Linked DNA regions of Homo sapiens: region 2 is linked to region 1. A link is an interaction called in ENCODE POLR2A ChIA-PET data of the cell type or tissue named here. Cell type or tissue: MCF 10A. All regions are shown on one strand. Each heading gives the region's core, and the rest is flanking DNA. Links, peaks and the distances in the headings are about the cores only.

The links. Peaks named below come from ENCODE experiments on the same cell type or tissue, not always from the same donor. Only the 100,000 strongest peaks of a DNase experiment are listed, where the experiment ranks them.
Region 2: POLR2A ChIA-PET joins it to region 1 with 5 read pairs; 5 of 35 experiments call an interaction of 5 or more read pairs at or near these places.

The regions. Positions count from the first base shown.
Region 1 is chr19:16,461,234-16,465,618 of GRCh38, forward strand. The region is part of intron 1 of EPS15L1 (epidermal growth factor receptor pathway substrate 15 like 1); the gene reads right to left. Among named protein-coding and RNA genes, the nearest start is that of EPS15L1, 8.5 kb to the right of the region's middle. RefSeq lists enhancers at 397-1,064, 1,065-1,732, 3,443-4,367. In MCF 10A, for the core only: no CTCF peak of the experiment used is centred there; a DNase peak (open chromatin) is centred at 1,738.
Region 2 is chr19:16,547,195-16,551,579 of GRCh38, forward strand. SLC35E1 (solute carrier family 35 member E1) reads right to left here. Exons shown (of 6, transcript NM_024881.5): 6 at 2,643-4,385. Among named protein-coding and RNA genes, the nearest start is that of CHERP, 7.0 kb to the left of the region's middle. RefSeq lists an enhancer at 844-943. In MCF 10A, for the core only: no CTCF peak of the experiment used is centred there; no DNase peak of the experiment used is centred there.

The DNA of each region.
Region 1 (4,385 bases), core at 82-4,081:
ACGGAGCTTGCAGTGAGCCGAGATTGCGCCACTGCACTCCAGCCTGGGCGACAGAGCAAGACTCCGTCTCTTAAAAAAAAAAAAAAAAAGAAAGAAAGAAAAGCCAGCTGGGCATAGTGGCTGACACATGCAATCCCAGCACTTTCGGAGGCCGAGGCAGGTGGATCGCTTTGAGCTCAGGAGTTCGAAACTGGCCTAGGCAACATGGAGAAACCCCATCTCTACAAAAAATACAAAAATTGGCAGGGTGTGGTGGCATACACGTGTGGTCCCAGCTACTCGGAGGGCTGAGGCTGGAAAATCACTTGAACCCAAGAGGCAAAGGTTGCGGTGAGCTGAGATCGCGCCACTGCACTCCAGCCTGGGTCACAGAGTGAGACTCTGTCTCAAAAAAAAGAAAGAAAGAAAGAAAGAAAAGCCAGTTTTCTACAGATTGGCGTAATGACAGAGGCACACTTGTTGATGTCACTTACACAAGAGGAAAGCCCTTTCCTCACCCTCTGATGAGCGGAGGTGAGGAGGTAGCAGGGCCCCAGCCCTGGTGGTGCCCTGACTGCTGTCACCGGCCAGTGGGCTCGAGCAGGCGGCTCTGGGCCCTGTGCCTGTTTCTTCACCCAAGAGACAAAACGTTCCCTTCTGTCAACTACCCTCAAAGACAGCTGGAGAGACAGACTGCGCTCCTGGCTGCTGTTCCAAGTACCCAGCCTCCAATCAACAGATATCACCAGCCTACTATGTGCCAGGAGCCCAGATTTCAGGGGCTGGGAACCCAGCAGGGAGCAGGAAAGACAGAGCTCCTCGACCCTCCCGGAGCCCATGGTGTGGCAATCATAGGACAAAATGGTGGCTTTGGAGCCCATGGTCTGATTCAGACGCCTGTTCTCCATGGGGGTCTGACCAGTTGTTTTACCTCTCTCCCTCTCAGTTTCCTCATCTAGAAACAAGCACAGGGACAATGGCACCATTGTTGGTCCCACAACATTCCCTCACTCCTGCATCAGACCTGTGCCCCAAATCTCTCCCCAGGGCCCAGAGCTGCCTGCCTGGGCCCACTCACTGGTGAGGGCAGTCAGGGTACCACCAGGGCTGGGGTCCCGTTGCCACCTGTTCTGGGAGACCAGGTTACCAGAATCAGGGAAGTGGGGGGGAGGGCATGGTGGCTCACACCTGTAATCCCAGCACTTTGGGGGGCCAAGGTGGGTGGATCACTAGAGGCCAGGAGTTCGAGACCAGCCTGGCCAACATGGTGAAACCCTGTCTCTACTAAAAATACAAAAATACAAAAAAATTAGCCAGGCTTGGTGGTGTGCACCTGTAATCCCAGCTACTTGGGAGGCTGAGGCAGAATTGCTTGAGCCCAGATGGCGGAAGCTGCAGTGAGCCAAGATCATGCCATTACACTCCAGCCTGGGTGACAAAGCGGGACTCCACCTCAAGAAAAAATAAAGTAAAACAAAGAATCAGGGAAGTGGGACTCTGAGAAGGCAGAGAGGGGGCCAGGAAGCTGTGAAGATGGTGGTGGGAGACAGGGCCTGTGCAAAGGGTGGGGGCAGGACACTGGTCCACGCAGTGTACAGCCAGTCAGAGAGGCTGCACCCAGCTGCTTCCTCCAGGCCTGTTGGAACAGAGGAGGGAAAAGACAAAAGGAGGCACAGGCGCCCTCTTCCTCCTGTCCTTTATTCCCAGCCCAGTGGAGGTGATTCATCCCACCGCTGTGGGTGCCACCTGACTTCCACGAGTGTGTCACACTATGTCCTAATTTTCTGTGTGCCTGGGTGCCCAGCTGCAGTTGAGCTGACCTGGAGGGTGGGGCTCGGTTTTATTTATCTTGGTCCCAAGACAGCACACAGTAGCTCAGCAGACAGAATCTCATGGTGCCCCAGCCCCAGAGCTGGTCTTCTTTTTGACTGTACCTAAATGTGGGGTCTCACGTGGCTTGGAGGGTTTCCTGCAAAGTGATGGGTTTTGACTCAACTGACACAGCCACAGCCCACCAGGCTCTGCCCACCAGGCACTCCCACTGCTGCTGTCCTGGCTCCCTGAAGGTGGCCTCAACCTGACGGTTGCAGACACTATGCCTGCTTCTTCCCCCTGCTTCCTCTCCCACCTAGACCCTCACCTGTCCAAACAGCTACCCCACATATTCCTTTCACCCCCAGCCCTTTCTACTCTTCCTGAAACAACCTCAGGCCAGGTTCCTCTTGATCACTTCATGCCCATATCACAGAGACTGTCTCGGAGCTAGAACCCAGCTCCAAGCACTCCCTGTGTAAGCAGCCAGATCATCTAAAGGTGTCACTCCTCAAGAACCTGCCATAGCTCCCTACTGCCTCTCATAATGTGGCCCATGCTACTCTTCCCTCAACAGATGATTGTTGAGCACCTGAGTGCCAGCTGCAGCCTGGCAAACAAGGATGAATAAAACAGGCACAGTCTCTGCCCTTGTGGACCTAGTCTAGGTGGTTGGGGAAGACAGACCATCAATCAACCCCGCAAAGAGAAAATTATAAACGGCTAAATGGAAAAGGTGTCCATCTCCACCAGTGGTAACAGAGATGCTGGGCCAGTTTGTCAGGAAAGGCTTCCCTGAGGAAGTGATGCCCCAGCTGATATGAAAAGGTGTAGGGATTCACCAGAGGATGAAGGGTTTGGAAAGAGCATTCCAGAGAGAGGGAATAGCAGATGCAAACGCCTTGAGGCAAGATGAAGGATCGCCTGCGCAGATGACAGAAAGAGGGGCCAGGGGGCCACAGAGCAGAGGGAATGAGGACTGCAGGCCTGGGAAACACGGGGAGCAGGTGTGCTGTCAGCTGCCGGTAGCAGCGCCTGATCCAGCCTGGCTGGTGTGCCCAAGAGGAGGAGAAGTGACTTTATGTCAGCCTGACCTGCAGGCAGTCAGTAAACAGATTCTGTTATCAGGTCTACATTCCACACCACAGGCAGTGCAGATGGAAATCCGAGACAAATGTCTGTGGTCATCTGTGACCTTTACTTTCACCCCAAAGCTTGTAGTATCAAGAGCTGGGACTCCTATGAAGGGAAAAGCCCAAAGAAGCTTTAAGAGCTAATGGTCTGCACTCCATGCAGGAGCAAACTTCAGGGCCACCACTCTGACCAGCGGTAAAACCCAGTCCAGCGCGAAGGACAGTGGGCAGGTCTCAGCTCCTCAGCCCCCACCAGCCACTGGCCACTCTCTCGGCAAGCAGACATCCTGTCAGTTCGGCCGATTTGTAGCCCAGACACAAACTCTCACGTCTTATTTACCAAAAGACCTTCCTCCTCTCATCCCTGAGCTGCCTAAATTAAAGGAAGGACATGAACCCCAAAGTCCCAGCCGCATGTTTTGGCCCTTTGACCTAGACCTGCAGCCTCTCAGCTCTGGCTCAGTCCTCTTTGCCTCCGTGTGAAAGGCTATTCCCCATGGCCTAGACCAGGGGTGTCCAATCTTTTGGCTTCCCTGGGCCACACTAGAATTGTCTTGGGCCACACATAAAATACACTAACACTAACACTAACACTAACACTAACACTAACACTAATGATAGCTGATGAGCTTTAAAAAATTCACGGGTGGGCATGGTGGCTCACGCCTGTAATCCCAGCACTTTGGGAGGCCAAGGCGGGCAGATCACAAGGTCAGATCGAGACCATCCTGCCTAACCAGTGAAACCCCGTCTCTACTAAAAATACAAAAAATTAGCCAGGTGTGGTGGCGGGTGCCTGTAGTCCCAGCTACGCAGGAGGCTGAGGCAGTAGAATGGCATGAACCCAGGAGGCGGAGCTTGCAGTGAGCCGAAATTGCACCACTGCACTCCAGCCTGGGCAACAGAGCGAGACTTAGTCTCAAAAAAAAAAAAAAAATTCACAAGAAAACCTCATAATGTTTTAGGAAAGTTTACAAATTTGTGTTGGGCTGCATTCAAAGCCATCCTGGGCCACATGCAGCCATGGGTTGGACAAGCTTGGCCTACACCAAACACGCCCTCTCCTCCATACAACCATGTCCAACACCCAAATGGAAGCCAGTCATCTGCCCCTCCTGCAGCTTGGACCACCCGTGACCTGAGCCTCTGCTGTGGGCCGGGCCTGGACAACTCAATTCTGCATGGGCCAGGAGCACTGATTACCACTCTGGCAGGGAAACCTTTGGATTCTCCTAAAGACAACTGGCTGGGAGTGGTGGCTCACACCTGTAATCTCAGCGCTTTGGAGGCAGAGGCAGGAGGATCACTTGAGGTCAGGAGTTCGAAACCAGCCTGGGCAACATAGCAAGATCCTGTCTCTACAAAAAAATTAAAAATTAGCCAGGTGTGGTGTTGCATGCCTGTAGTCTCAGTTCCTTGAGAGGCTGAGGTGGGAGGCTCACTTGAGGCCAAGAGTCGAGG
Region 2 (4,385 bases), core at 84-4,083, 86 kb after region 1:
CGTGGAGGTTCACGCCTGTAATCCCAGGACTTTTGGAGGCCAAGGCGGGCAGATCACTTGAGGCCAGGAGTTCGAGACCAGCCTGGCCAACATGGAGAAATCCCGTTTCTACTAAAAAATAAATAATTAGCCGGGCGTGGTGGCACGTGCCTGTAATCCCAGCTACTCGGGAGGCTGAGGCAGGAGACTCACTTGAGTCTGGAGGTGGAGGTTGTAGTAAGCCGAGACTGCACCACTGTACTCTAGCCTGGGCAACAGAGTGACTCTGTCTCAAAAAAAAAGTGTCTTAGTAGATACAAACCTTGTGTAGAGTCAAAGGGTGTGCAAATTCAATACTGAGATTGCTCAGCTACCTTCTAGAAAGTTAGTACACCCACGGTCACTACTTTCATACATTTGTTTCAGATTGTTTAAAATGCTGCTGGGTATGGTGGCTCATGCCTGTAATCCCAGCACTTTGGGAGGCTGAGGCAGGCGGCTCACTTAAGTCAGGATTTCGAGACCAGCCTGGCCAACATGGTGAAACCCCATCTCTACTAAAAATACAAAAATTAGCCGGGCGTGGGGGCAGGCACCTTTAATTCCAGCTAATCAGGAGGCTGAGGCAGGATAATCACTTGAACCTGGGAGGGGAAGGTTGCAGCAAACCGAGATTGCGCCACTGCCCTCTAGCCTGGGTGACAGAGCGAGACTCTGTCTCAAAACAAAAACAGAAACAAAAAAGCCATGTATCTGAGATTGAAAATATAAGCCTCAGAGGGACCTCTACCAAGCTCATTTCAAAGGGTCAAATCAGAATCTACTGGTCAGAAGAAAGCAGTAGAAAGAGCTGGTAGACTGGCTGCTGCAGATACTCTCCAGCAAGTAAAGTGGACACCTCGAGTGAGATGAGCCTTGTGAAGGGACTCACCTAAGCAGCAACATGGAGGGCCAGGTGCACTGAGGGGGTTCTGTGGCCCATATGTCTGCTAGTTGTGATTTCTTGAGTCTGGACCCCTTAATCGGAATGGTCTCATTGTGGTCAGGGTCAGATGGTAACTAAAGTTTTGTGGGGTTTTATTGAAGACAGGGTCTCGCTCTGTCACCCAGGCTGGAGTGTAGCAGTGCGATCTCGGCTCACTGCAACCTCTGCCTCCCACGTTCAAGCGATTCTCCTGCCTCAGCCTCCCAAGTAGCTGGGATTACAGGAGCGTGCCACCACGCCTGGCTAGTTTTTTGTATTTTTAGTCGAGATGGGCTTTCACTATGTTGGCCAGGCTGGTTTTGCACTCCTGACCTCAGGTGATCTGCCCACCTTGGCTTCCCAAAATATTAGGATTACAGGCGTAAGCCCTGCCACCTCCCCCTAGTCCCCCATCCCCCGGGTCTTAGCATTTCTAAGTAGCTCCCATGTGCTACTTAGTTACATACCTGTCATTTAGGCTGAGTGCTTTGAAGGTAGGAGGCTTACATATCTGTTTCCTGCTGCTTGACACAGCCAGTGCTTAGTAAATCACTAAACAAAAAGATTATGAATGAAAAGGACATGGGCAACAGTTTCAGCAGAAACTCAAACCCTTTCTGTCTGAAAGAAATCCTTTGCTGGGGATGGCTTAAGTAATGGGGAAAAATGGGTTCTGGAGCCAGATTTAAGCAGTTATGTAATCCCAGATGAGTGACTTGACCCCGTTGGGCCTCATTTTCACCTGAAAAACAAGGCTAATAAAACTCACAAAGGTATCGTGTGTGAAAAGCTCACCACTGAGCTGGGCATGTAGCAGGTACACAGTCTTGGCTGTCAATACTCAAAAATGGCTTCAGGCTGGGCACGGTGGCTCACACCTGTAATCCCAACACTATGGGAGCCAAGGCAGGTGGATCACTTGAGCCCAGGAGTTCCGGACCAGCCTGGGTAACACAGAGCCCCATCTCTAAAAATATTTTAAAAATTAGCTGGGTGTGGTAGTGTACACCTGGACCAGCTACTTGGGAGGCTGAGGCAGGGGACTGGAATGTAGGGTTTGGTGCTGCAGGAAGCTGTGGTCGTGCCACCGCAGTCCAGCTTGGGTAATAAGGTGAGACCCTGTCTCTTAAACCAAAAACATAACAGGCCAGATAGCTTGAGCCCCAGAGTTTGAGACTAGCCTGGGCAACAAGGTGAAACTCCATCTTTACAAAAAATACAAAAATTAGCCAGGTTTGGTGGCACATGCCTGTATCCCAGCTACTTGGGAGGCTGAGGCGGAAGGATCCCTTGAGTCTGGGAGGTTGTGGCTGCTGAGAGCCGGGATTGCGCCACTGTACTCCAGCCTGGGCGACAGAATGAGATCCTGTCTCAAAAAACATGAAACATACCAAAAAAAAAAAAAAAAGTTTCATAAGCACAGCTGCCACAATGTTCCTGGACTTCCCATGTTATTCCGTTCAATAAAGTCACGTCATTAATTTAGCTGTGATCCTATTTTCATTGTATCATCTAATCAATTCACAAATTGCACGTCCTTATTTTTGGCTCAGAAGAAAAAACAAAGGTTGCAGTAAATCCAGACGTGACAGCCAAGTTGGCTTGCTCTTTCTCCTCCTTCCACATTTTGTTGCTGGGCACACTGAAGACAGGGCCACTCAAAAAGAGACCCTCGCTGACAAATCGGGACCAATTTTGATTCCCTGGAAACCATCATTTATTTTTGGTAAATGCCAGTGAGGAATATACACGTCATTCCTGCAGAAAAGTCTATAGCATTTAAGTCTTGAAAACAGGTGACAATTGAAAAACATTATAATATTTTCAGGTCTTTTAATAATTCAATGCTCTGTGTCCTTCAGGCTGTGAGACCCTAAGGTATTGGGGTCTGGTAATGTCCCAGCTATAGCAAAGGGCCTGTTGGGTGACATAGGACAAATATACAGCAAAATTCAGAAACTGCAAGTGCTTCCTCACTTGAACGGATCTGGCCCCTTTGTGGTAGGGGCTTGACTGTTCCTAGAATGAATGACTTAAAATAAGGTGGTTAAAAATTCTGCAGTGAGTCTCGCCATGGTGAACAAACATGATTCAGAAATGCCTCCTTCTATAAAATGAAGGAGCTGGGTTGGAGTCAGTATTACCAGCCAGACCATACCCTGATGGGTAAAGGAAATTCTCTACCACAGAGCTCAGCAGTGAGGTGGCTGAGAGGAAGGCAGGCCTGCAGATGAAAGCGTGGGAGTGGAGCATGTGGGGCGGGCACTGTCCGGCTGGGAAAACCCAGCCTTCAAGAGGCCATTGTCAATCAGGCTGGGCACGGTGGCTCATGCCTGTCATCCTAGCACTTTGGGAGGCCAAGGTGGGCGGATCATTTGAGGCCAGGAGTTCGAGACCAGCCTGGCCAACATGGTGAAACCCTGTCTCTACTAAAAACACAAAAAATTAGCCAGCCGTGGTGGTGCATGCCTGTAATCCCAGCTACTCGGGAGGCTGAGGCACGAGAATCACCTGAACCCGGGGGATGGAGGTTGTAGTGAGCTGAGACTGCGCCACTGCACTCCAGCCTGAGCAACAAAGCAAGACTCCATCTTGGCAGGGGGCGGGGGGATGTGGACCTTCAAGTCTCAGAAATATGTGTTTGTCTTTTGATCTGCTGATTTGGTGTAACGTGATTGCCTCATTCATTCCAGTGTACGTACTTGCTGTAAATTTATATACAGAATTAAATAGCCCATTTATTAATTTATAAACCATAATAAAACCAGACAGTCATTTCCCGTCACCAGCAGATCTTGCATTGGAAAAGGAAAATAATATACAAATTTCAGCAACTTCAGAGATTTCAGGAAGCCTGAATGGAGGTCGAATTCATTTTGGAGTTCAATAATATGTTCAAAGAATCAGGTACTATATATAATCATATAGACAACTCCCGTAATATCTCCGCAGTGCAAAATTATCCCTGTTTCTTGTCATTCACCAGTGAGAAAAATCCAACTGCAGACTTGACTGCCTTCGGTGAAGGCACACGGCAAGTTCTTCTGACAAATAACACCCTTTGGGATTGACTCTTCACGTTTTACACAGCAATTGTCTCAGCTTGGGACCAAAGTATTTACAAAGCAAGCGAACAAGAGACGAAGCAAGAGGGACACTTCTGAGGCCGGTGGTGCGGAAACTCACCGCCAAACAGGGTGGGGGGCCAGTCACCTCTTCAGGAGTGTCCCATGTGTCAGCTGACATAACATCTTAAATACAGAATTCCAATTGAAAGAAAAACAAACAACAACAAAAGAAACACCAGTCAAGCATAAGTGATGTTACTTCCTCTCTGAACAGGGAAACATCTCGCTCGCTGGGAGATAAAAGGTAAATCTCTCATTTGCTGCTCTCTTCCCCTAAGTGCCAGCAAGAAGCTGGGTGTGGTGATGAAGAAAGA